2 separate regions of the Mus musculus genome follow, and region 1 is linked to region 2. A link is a contact called in ENCODE Hi-C or POLR2A ChIA-PET data. All regions are on one chromosome and are shown on one strand. Each heading gives the region's core, a stretch centred on a gene start or an enhancer-like site at or near the end of the contact. The rest is flanking DNA. Distances are from core to core; before and after follow the strand shown. Region 1 holds the start of Ptpn22 (protein tyrosine phosphatase, non-receptor type 22 (lymphoid)). Region 2 holds the start of Hipk1 (homeodomain interacting protein kinase 1).

Region 1 (5,169 bases), core at 1,863-4,362, 69 kb before region 2:
CCAAATACAAATCTTTCTTTAAAGGAGCAGGGTGTGCTTGATGGTACACGCCTTTACTTCTGTTACATAGGAGGCAGACAGACTTCTGAGAGTCTGAGGCCACCCTGGTCTACATAGTGAATCCCAGTGCAGTGAGAGCTGCATAACGAAACAACAATAAAAACTTAACAACGACAAAGAAGTCAGGACTGAAATCTGAGTTAAGGAACCTTTTGGTTTTGTTTCTTGGTTTGTTTGTTTGTTTGTTTTGTGGGGGGAGTTGTTGCACAGAAAATCTACATTTAAGTATAAATGCTGTATCATACTAGCCACTAAGGCTGCTAGCAGTGCCTTTACGTCATAAAGTTCATTCTGAAATCTCACAAACATCAAGAACTTCAGGTGGACTGTGGGCAGAAGTCAAGTGGAAACCTTCCAGTTGGATGGCAGTATTTCCCTGGGCCAACAGCTCCTCTCCCAAAGCTATTTTTCTGGTGTCTCAGTTGAACCTTTAGGTGGGGCTGAGGGTGAAACTCTTGTTTTTCCACTGGAGGACGTGAGTCAGTGAACAGTGAGGTTCCACTTAATCACCACCCAAAAGAAGGTTCTTAAGTATAAGGAGCCAGAAGGGCAAGGAGATGATTAATATAAACCCAGGACAGTGATTTACCCGGGTGGGATGGGGTGGAGGAATGGGGTGGGGTGGGGTGGGGTGGGTGGGTGGAGAGGCCAGTTGTGGAAGGGACAGTAGGGAATCTCTCCAAGTTAGACAGTGCTATATTTTTTGATCTGTGCAGTAACCGCATTAGCACTGGTTCCTTTATAACTATATTCACATGTTTTGTGTAGTTTTTCTAAATATATATTTTAGTTCACAATTATAAGCAGCTAACAAAATACAAGCTATAAAAAAGTTCTTAAGCTGAGAAAAATATGACCAGATTTATGTAATTAAAAGAGCACTTTGGAGCCTGGCATGGTGGTGTACACCATTGTACACCTTTCATCTCAGCACTCAGGAAACAGAAGGTGGATCTCTGAGTTCAAGGCTAGTCTCGTCTATACAGTGAGTTCCAGCCCAGCTATGGCTACATAGTGAGTCCTTGTCTAAGAAAATTAAGGTGGGACAAGGCTAGAAACAGAGAAAGCAGTCAGGAGGTGGCAGCCAGTTTGGTAAGAGACTATAACGACCTCTACGAGTGGTTAAAATATTAGAGATATAGTCTGCTCTGTTTTGAAAAATACAACCCAAGTAAGACAAAGATGTCACTACCTCTCAGCTCACGTCCCCTCTATATCTTAATAAATTGCCTTAAGAATGTCTCAGTGATACAGTCAAAAGGCATGCTTGGATCTAAGTAGACACATAGGCAACTCTACCCTGTGCCTAAACTACCCTGAGAACTTGTGGCAGAAAGAAAATATTTAAGTGACACCATAAGCTGGCATAATATCTTAGCCTCAAAGTTGGGCCACTATATACTAGCCTGCTGTGCTATCTAATAGTGATATCTGTTCAGTGAAAACATCATGGATAGTTTTCTCTTCTAATATCTGGTGCCAGAACGCTAGTTCTGGAAGGCAAAGACATTTTGTTTACTATTGTATCTTAGTGTGAAGAAACAAAGTTGGTACATAGTAAGTGCTCCTAAATGATCCCTTTTCTGAGACACGGTCCCTCTCAGTCGCCTGGGCGAGCCTTGAACTCAAGATTTAACCCACCTCAGCCTTCCAAGTAACTGGGTCTCTGGGTGCCTCCAAAACACCTTGTTCTCATTTAATTATTATAATTAATGATATAATCATCACAATAATCCAAAATGAGATAGATAGGACATAAATTATTATCCTCATTTTTTTAACCTAGAAAACAAAGAGTTAGGGTGATTTGGGAACACGTTAAATATTTGATAATTTGAATGATGACCATGTCGATGTTCTTTATTTTTCTCAATTCAAAGCTGAAGGGCTAAGGCTTAACATTCTTACAGTTCTGAAATACCAATTAGAAGCTTTTAGAACACAGCAGGTTGGTGTGGTCGTACATGCCTTTGATCCCAGTGAGGCAGAGGCAGGAGGATCTTTTAAGTTCAAGGCCAAACCTGATCTACATAGTGAGCTCTAGGCCAGACAGAGCTACATACTGATACAAACAAACAAACAAACAAACAAACACTAAGCAAAAACCAAAAGCATGACAGGTGTGTCAAATACCATGTTATCTGATGTGCCTGACAGGGATGGAAAATGGGCCGCCCAGCTTTTGTTACACTGTTAACTATGGCTCCCTCTAAGTGGATTTGAGTTCTGGATAATCAAGTCCACCTGCTCCCAGGCTACCTTGCTCTCCATGTCTCTCACGTGTCTCTACTCCCCACTCTCCCTAGCCCACTTCTCCAGACAATATAAGTTAAAGAAGCCCAGCTATTGTTAAAAAGGAAAATGCCTATTCTAATAATCAACTTGTTTTCAAAGGGATAGGAGAAAAAGTGGCAAAATGAGAGTTTTTGGTGTTTTTCAAACCCCTGTTATCCCAATGATAGCCTATAGGGAAGCTAAAAATAACACGTAACATGAAAAGCTACTCTTATTAGTAATCTGAAGCATATGTCACAATGCAAATGCTTTCTGCAGATGTTCAGAAAGCATTAATATCCATACACCTGTCTATACCTTCTGTAGGACCATTAAGCTCAAAAGAACAAGCAAACCCAACATTAAAACCAGCCTACCTGGAGAAAACCCTGAGCACAGACACAACAAAGCCCAGAGAGGTTATGTTCTTAGGTCGCCTTCCTCCCTTCCACTCCAAACTCCATGGTCGTGTTATCCCTACAGCAATTGCGTCTAGGCAAACTGGGCCACCACAGACTGCTACACAGTTTATCTAAGAACTCTTCAGAGCATTCCAGAACTCACCAGAAATTCACTGGCAAACTCCTCACTGTTGAGTTTCTTTTTCTGGGCTTCTTTCAGTAGTTGCTGCAGAATTTCTCTTTGGTCCATGCCGCAGAGCAAGAGTCTGTGAGTAGGTTAAGGGAGGGCATGTCAAATATGTGTCATGGCCAAGGCAGCACCAAGAAGCCACTGCTGCTGCAGGAGCACAGCGTGCTGGAGGCTGTGGTTTACTGACTTCATCACAAGCCCTAGAGGAAATTAGTACAAAACTAGCTTCTGTGGTCACACAACAAAGCCATCATCTCCCTGCAGGGCCCTAGCGCCTTCCTTTCTCAACAAAGAAACTTGGCTACTGTTCAAATGTAACAAACAAGAGGCTAACCAGAACACAAACTGTGGTCTGCTTAGCTCAGAGACTGTTCCACGCTGTCAGTCTCAGACAGCACTCAGTTCTTCCATTCCCAGAAGAAAGGCAGAAAGTACAGCACTAACCTGTGAGTTCAGCTTTTCACATCCCAGTGAGCAGAAAGGCCTGGGTGACGCCCACCTATGCCCTGCTGCAGGAGAGGAGACAAACACTGGAGTTACCTATCTCCGACCCGGACCATTATCCCCAAAGTCTCCTATAGATATGATCATGGCAGACCTCTGCTCATCAAGCGGGCATTTTGTTTCAGAATTTGTCAAGCTTCCATTATAAACCTCACGTTTTTCTTTTAGAGGAAGCAAAGTCCACTGCTTCTGATGGTCCATCTCACCCGTGACTGGGGAAGTACTGGCCCTCATTAAGGGAAGTGTTGGTCTCTGTACTTCTTCAGACCTCCAGTAGCTTTGCAAACACTGAGAGTACAGCTCTACACAGGATGGGAAGCACCGGGGAGGCAGTTAGCACAATATCCCCAGAACGCACTGCTAGCAAACAGCGAAAGGACAAAACGGAACTAAAGCTAAAATATTGCTTGCTGAGAACCATACAGATTCTATCTAGGTCAGCCTGTCTGGAGAGAATTGAGGAGAGGTGGTGCAGTCCCAGCTCCTCAGGACTGTCCCCAGCTGCAAGATCACTTGAGTCTCAGAGTTTGAGACACCTGAGAAACAAAGTGAGCGCTCTCTCTCTCTCTCTCTCTCTCTCTCTCAGAAGGGGAGGGAGGAAGAATGAAAGAGGCTGAAGAATTCATGAAGACATGTTGACATTTTGATCCTACAGAGCCTATCTCAGAAAAGATCGCGTTTCAGGGAGCCGTCCACATCTGTGGTATCAGTGCCTTAACAAGGCAGGTTATTCCAGAGAATGCTTCCACATCTCCGTTTGCATAAATCCTCTCTTCGATGGGCACAAATCCACTCAAGATCTAATTCAGTGTGAAAACCCTTGCAAATGAGGAAGTTCAGTAAACAGAATGTTACAAAATTAGTTTCAAGTTAAAAAAAAAAACTGGGAAAGGTGTAGTTTGGACTTCCTCTATTAAGATATTAGCAACCCTTTCTGGTTTTACACTATTCAAACTCCCTTCAGAAAATCATGATTTTGAACACAAAACACGCTGCACCCTCTTCATTGAACCCTTGGCAGGCAATTTGAAGTTAGTATTTCACATAAAGAATTTCAAATGTAGTTCACACAAATTAAAATGAACCATAATTCTTCAGCAATATTTCCTGAGACTAAAACAAATCTCTGAGATTATCCTTGTCTAGCAACAACAGGAAATTTCTTGCTACTCTAAATGATGCAATATTTGACTATTTTAAAACATACAAAATATGGGGAAGCTTTATTTTTAAAAAGAATACAACATTCTTCAGGGTATAATGGAATATACTTGTAACACTAGCACTGAGGAGGCTCAGATAGGAGAATGGTTACAAAGTGCAGGCCTATCTGAACTATATATAGCAAGACACTGTCTCAAAAGTTAAATACTTTAAAAATCCTAAGTTAACTATAAATAAAATTATATGAAAATATGAAATTTAAGCCAGACTCAGAAAGGCAAGTATTACATGTTTTTTCCCCTTAAACAGAGAATCTAGATTTAAGTGTGTGTGTGTGTGTGTGTGTGTGTGTGTGTGTGTGTGTGTGTGTGTGTAGGCCATAAAAATAGAAAGAGGAACATTATTATCATACATTAGTCACACATAATGGATTACATGACATTTTCATATTGTAGTTAATGCATTCCGATTACACTACGCATTCAGTCTTACCCTCTCTTCTCTTCACACCTAACCCCTCTCCTCTTGCCAACCATCTCCTGCCTCCCACTTTCATGTCTTTTTTAGTTTTCAATC
Region 2 (4,949 bases), core at 1,473-3,972:
TCTAAAGGCATTTGCTCAGAATAGAAGTCAAAGTTCTTTTTTGTGCTCTTTTGAAACTGGATCTCACTTTGTAGATCTAGCTGGCTTGGAACTTTCTATGTAGACCAGGCTTGGCTCAAATCCACAGAGATTATCTTGTCTCTGCTTCTTGGGAAGTGACTTTAAAAAAAAATTTAGTTTTTGAGACTAAGTCTCAAGTAGCTCAGGCTGGCCTTGAAATCCAGATCTTCCTGTCTCTCCCTCCCAAGTGCTGGGATTACAGGCCTGTGCTACCAGGACTGACTAAAAGTAACTTTGTACCTGCAGCACTGACCACAGCCCCAGTCCTTCTCCAGCTGCTCGCTCTTGTCTGAGAGAGGAAGTACTTGTTCTGCCCCTTTCTCCACTCACTGACCTTCCCACTACCATGTCCTGCTCCTCTGATCAAGCCTCTGCTTTTCAAAACTCTTGAGTCTACCTGCCTTACCAATCCTGCATCCAGTTAGTTCCTTTAGTGTATAGGCTGTGCTGTTTCCTCCTTAATTTCCAGCAATGTCCCGCACATAGGAGATACTCTATAGATTTGTTGAATGGAAAACAGACTATGCAGCACTAAACTTTGAAGCTTTGTTGACTGAAACATGCTTAGATATTTTCTTCTCTGATGGTCTTCTCTGACTCCATTATTCAAGTCATGTATATTTGTGTGGCATTTTTCCTCACTGGATTGAAAACTCTGGGGGGGGGGGAGAAGACTACATCCTACTCATCTTTCATCTGAACTGGTATCTAGGGAGTGTCTGGCATAAAGCAGTTTGTTGGACGAATGAGTGAATGACATTAGAGAGGAAAAAAATACTACACTTTTAAACATTCCCTGAAGACTGAGACAGATTGAAAAAAAAAAAAAACAAGTCAAGAACAACGAAAACAGAGACTAATTATATGAAGAGCTGGTACAAATAAACAGGTAGGTGACAGGGCTGAGTGAGAATGCAGGAGTCAATCAGGAAAGGCTCTGACATGTAACATCTGAGATGTTTTCAAACACAAAAGAGACATAACTTGAGAGTAAATGAAAAGCCAGTCATAGAGTTCTGGTGAGGTAGGGCAAAATGAGCAATTCATAACTAAAGCTTGTTTGTTAAGCAGATCTGTTTAACACCAGGCCTTTTTCTTGGCTATCTAAGCAGGCATGTTCATTCATTCTGTGTCTTGGTATTTCCAGGGCCAGCCCAACATGAGGACTTTATGTTCTCTAAACACTCAAGAAAGGAAGTTTCTGTGAAAATATGCAAGGGAATCTGTCCTGTGGGATTGAACATTTTGCTAACCCTGGCTCTCCAGGGAAATGAACTTCCTCCCCATTCCCAATGTTAAGAGGAGAAACTCAAACGACTTTCCTTAAAAGGTATGATAGGATAGCCTAGAAAACATTTTGTTAGGTGAAGATCCAAAGAAATCATGGATGTATGAGTGAGGACTGAAAAATATAACTGATAGAAAGGCCTCTCCTAGACCTGCTCTCTGCTCACAGGACACAGGTAAAAATCTATGGTGGTGGATAGTCAGTTAGGGGTTCAGACTGTTCTTGTAAGAAAGAACACATTTTCCATCTCCTCCTCTTTCTTTTTTTTTTTTTTTTTTTTTTTTGGTTTTCAGAGACAGGGTTTCTCTGTGTAGCCCTGGCTGTCCTGGAACTCACTCTGTAGACCAGGCTGGCCTCGAACTCAGAAATCCCGCCTGTCTCTGCCTCCCAAGTGCTGGGATTAAAGGCGTGCGCCACCACTGCCCGGCACTCCTCTTTCTTTTAGGTAGGGCCTCTCTATGTAGATCAAGTTGACAAACTCACAAGAGATCCATCTGCCTCTCCTTCCAGAATCTTGGGTTTAAAGGCATGAATCCTGGGTTTAAAGGCACGTACCATCCTACCTTACTCTTATAAATACTCGACTCCAAGAAATGTTTCTCATTTTAAGAACCAACATTTTACAGCGCGGAAGGCATATCAAGTCCCACAGAATCTCTTGAGGCTGAGTTGGCAACTGTCTACTAAGATAACCTAGTTTTCAGGGTCATTTTTCTTAAACATTATGCCAGGTCCACTTTCCGGAATCCACCGCCTTTCTACCCTTCGTGGAGGTAAGACAATTTTTGTTTACTGCATGCATGGAGGAGCTGAGTTCGGATATTTTATTTCCTAACAGATTCTACGGTGGGAGCGCTTCAGCACAGGGAGGCATCTAAATCCCTTATGCTGCCCTGAAATCGACATGGCAGCAAACAATTTAAGTAAAAACTGAGAATTCTAAACCCTCAGAGTCATCCCCAGGTAGTCAATGTCTCCCTGCGCTGCCCAATCGCTGGGATGTGATTGGGATGTTGGGGGAAAATCACACTGGTTTGGGGTGATGTCACACTAGCTGAGATGACATCTAACTGTAAGAAACCCGACCGCCACCAAACGCCGGTTAAACGACCTCGGAGACTGCTGTGCGGAGAGGACTGGGAAACCGGTCCCCACACACTGTCCACGCTGGCTCCCCACGGAGGCCCACCCACACCCGCGGCCCGGGGCAAGATGCAGTGATCTCAGCCCTCCCGCTCCTCCGCACTTCCGCCTCAGTAGGTGTCATGGCGCTAGGTGGCTGAATGGTTCCGGCGAGGCGGGGCCGGCGGGATGGAGGCGGTCGCTCGGGGCTCCACTTGTCGGGTCTGGTGACAACGGCGGCTGCGGAGCGAAGGGCCGGGCCGTGGCCCCGGACCGCAGGGGAGGCCGAGGCGGGAGCGCTCGGCGCTGAGGCGGCGGCGGCGGGAAGGGGCCGGGTGGCAGGGCAGGCGGGAGGCTGGCGAGGCTCCGGCCGCAGGACGGGCGCGGGGACGGCTCCGGGGGGCGGGGGCCGGGGCCGGGGCCGGCTCGTGCGGGGGGTATGATGACCCGGCTGCGGGGCCCCGGATCGCCTCTCCTCCGCCGCCTCCTCGCGGCGGCCCCGACTCGAGGCTGAGAACTACACACACCGGCGGTGAGTCAGGCTCGGCGAGGGGCTGGGGTCGTGGACTTTGGGAGTCGGCGCCCCGAGGTGGGACGGAGCGAGCCGCAGACTCCCTTGGGTAGCCGGCTTGCTTGGGGTGCCTCTCTCGCCAGGCCCCGCGCGGCCCTAGGCGCCTGGTCGCGAGCGGCCAGGCGCGACTGCGTGCCGGAGAAAATGGGCAGCTCCCCCTGCCTCCTGCCTTTCCCTCCAGATCGTGTTGTCCTCAGGTGACAGGGGTCCGTCTGGCATCTCCCCACCGTACAGATCTCCACCCCAACCGCGGACTGCGGTGGCAGGTTCTTGTGCTTGTGCGTGTGCATGTCACCCCACTCCCTGTAGCTGTAGTTTGGGCGTATTGGTGCCTTTGGGGACCGGGAAACCGCATCTAGAGTAAATCGTGGTGGTCGGGCTGGTATGGAAGCTTTTCTGTTCTCTTGGTTCATGTTCTGTAGTCTTTGAGTATGTAATTTGTGATGGTGGTAACGCTGTGTGGGGACCAGCCCACCTATATGTTTATCTCTGCAAGGCAAAGCTAGAGGTCTAAACTTTTGCAGTCCGTCGTCGCCTTTAAAGCCAAGAACAACAAAATCCAAAACATTAAAAGATGGAAACAACCAAAAGCCTTTGGGTAGGACCCACACTATAAACAGCTCTGTAGGGCAGCGTCCCCCTTTTGTGCTTGGCAACCGAGACCTAAAAACTTGGTCTCTAGGAGCGTTGGTCTAACCTCCAGTTTGTTGTGGTGACGAACCGTGAGCAATGGCCTGTGTGTTTATGCTGGGCGCGTTTTCTTTCCTGTTTGGGAATGGGTACTGGAACGGGAAGCCGGAGAGGGGGTGGGGGCAAGCTCCAGTAAGTGAATCTTTTCTCTACATAACCAGTGACTCAGTTGTGGATACTCATAAGATGCGCATTCTTGTCTCTTTGGTGACACTTTGAGAATTCTCAGTAGTGTAGTGCAGCCACAAACAAGAGTTTCAAATGTAGACTCCGTTGCCCCAGTCCGCTCTTTATCTTGTTTCCTAGTAACTGATGAAAACAGCAGCATGGCTTCCTGCTGTAGACGGAGTGGGGTTAAATTAAGTGGCGGATGGCCTCAGCAAAACCTACAATTTTGCTCTTGTTTGTGTAAAGCTATTTTTGATTCATGGTCTGTAAGATTTTGTTTTTTTTGTTTTTTTTTGTTTTTTTTTTGGTTAAGATGATAGAGAATGCAAACCATTGCCAATTTTTTTTGGGGGTGGGGGTTGCTCAGTTAAAAGCCTAAAGCTTCCTGTAAAACATTTAAAAACCTAACGACTCATTTTACCTCATCACTGTTATTCAACTGGTTATTTTAAGACTTTGCATGCAATTTTCTCAGGACTCAGTGTTGCAATGTGATGGAGTCTTTTAGATACTCTCCTTGGCAGCACACACCTTTAATGCCAGCACTCCAGAGGCAGAGGCAGGAGCATCTCTGTGAGTTCAAGGCCAGCCTGGGTCTACAGAGTGAGTTCCAGAACAGCCAGGGCTACACAGAGAAACCCTGTCTCAAAAAACCAAACCAACCAACCGAACAAACGAAAAAAGATACTCTTCTTGGTTTGAAGAATATTTCGGTAAAGTTTTTGAGATTGAAGCTAGAGGCTGCCAAACCGGTAAAGCAGCTGACAAAAATGTTGGCGCTGGTTGGCAGGTCGTTTTTTTGATAGCGTCCTGAACAGTTGATCTCTGGACATTGTAGTTTACAGATTTTAGAGCAAGTTGATCAGTAATGAGATTTAAAATCAAACCAGATCTTCCTCCTGAAAGGAAAAAAAATCAGAGTTGACATTTCTCTGGAAAACAGAATTCATTCCTTTTTTGTTTTTGTTTTTATAAGCACAGAACTAGCAATGCTTTGTTGGTAGCGATCAGTGAGCCAGACCTGCCTGTGAACTTACACTCGGAACTTGT

The links. A loop is a pair of places that touch in the nucleus more often than their neighbours do. ChIA-PET counts read pairs that join two places held with the same protein, here RNA polymerase II (POLR2A).
Region 1: a map of T-helper 17 cell shows a loop between it and region 2 (2.1-fold over the local background). The contact joins the promoter of Ptpn22 here to the promoter of Hipk1 in region 2. A Hi-C loop is called at or near these places in 1 of 37 maps with a recorded cell type or tissue (T-helper 17 cell). POLR2A ChIA-PET finds 5 or more read pairs at or near these places in 3 of 5 experiments (Patski and embryonic stem cell).

The regions. Positions count from the first base shown.
Region 1 is chr3:103,858,220-103,863,388 of GRCm38, reverse strand. Ptpn22 (protein tyrosine phosphatase, non-receptor type 22 (lymphoid)) reads right to left here and starts at 3,112. Exons shown (of 21, transcript NM_008979.2): 1 at 2,899-3,112. The coding sequence starts at 2,985.
Region 2 is chr3:103,789,048-103,793,996 of GRCm38, reverse strand. It overlaps Hipk1 (homeodomain interacting protein kinase 1), which reads left to right and starts at 2,722. Exons shown (of 16, transcript NM_010432.2): 1 at 2,722-3,002.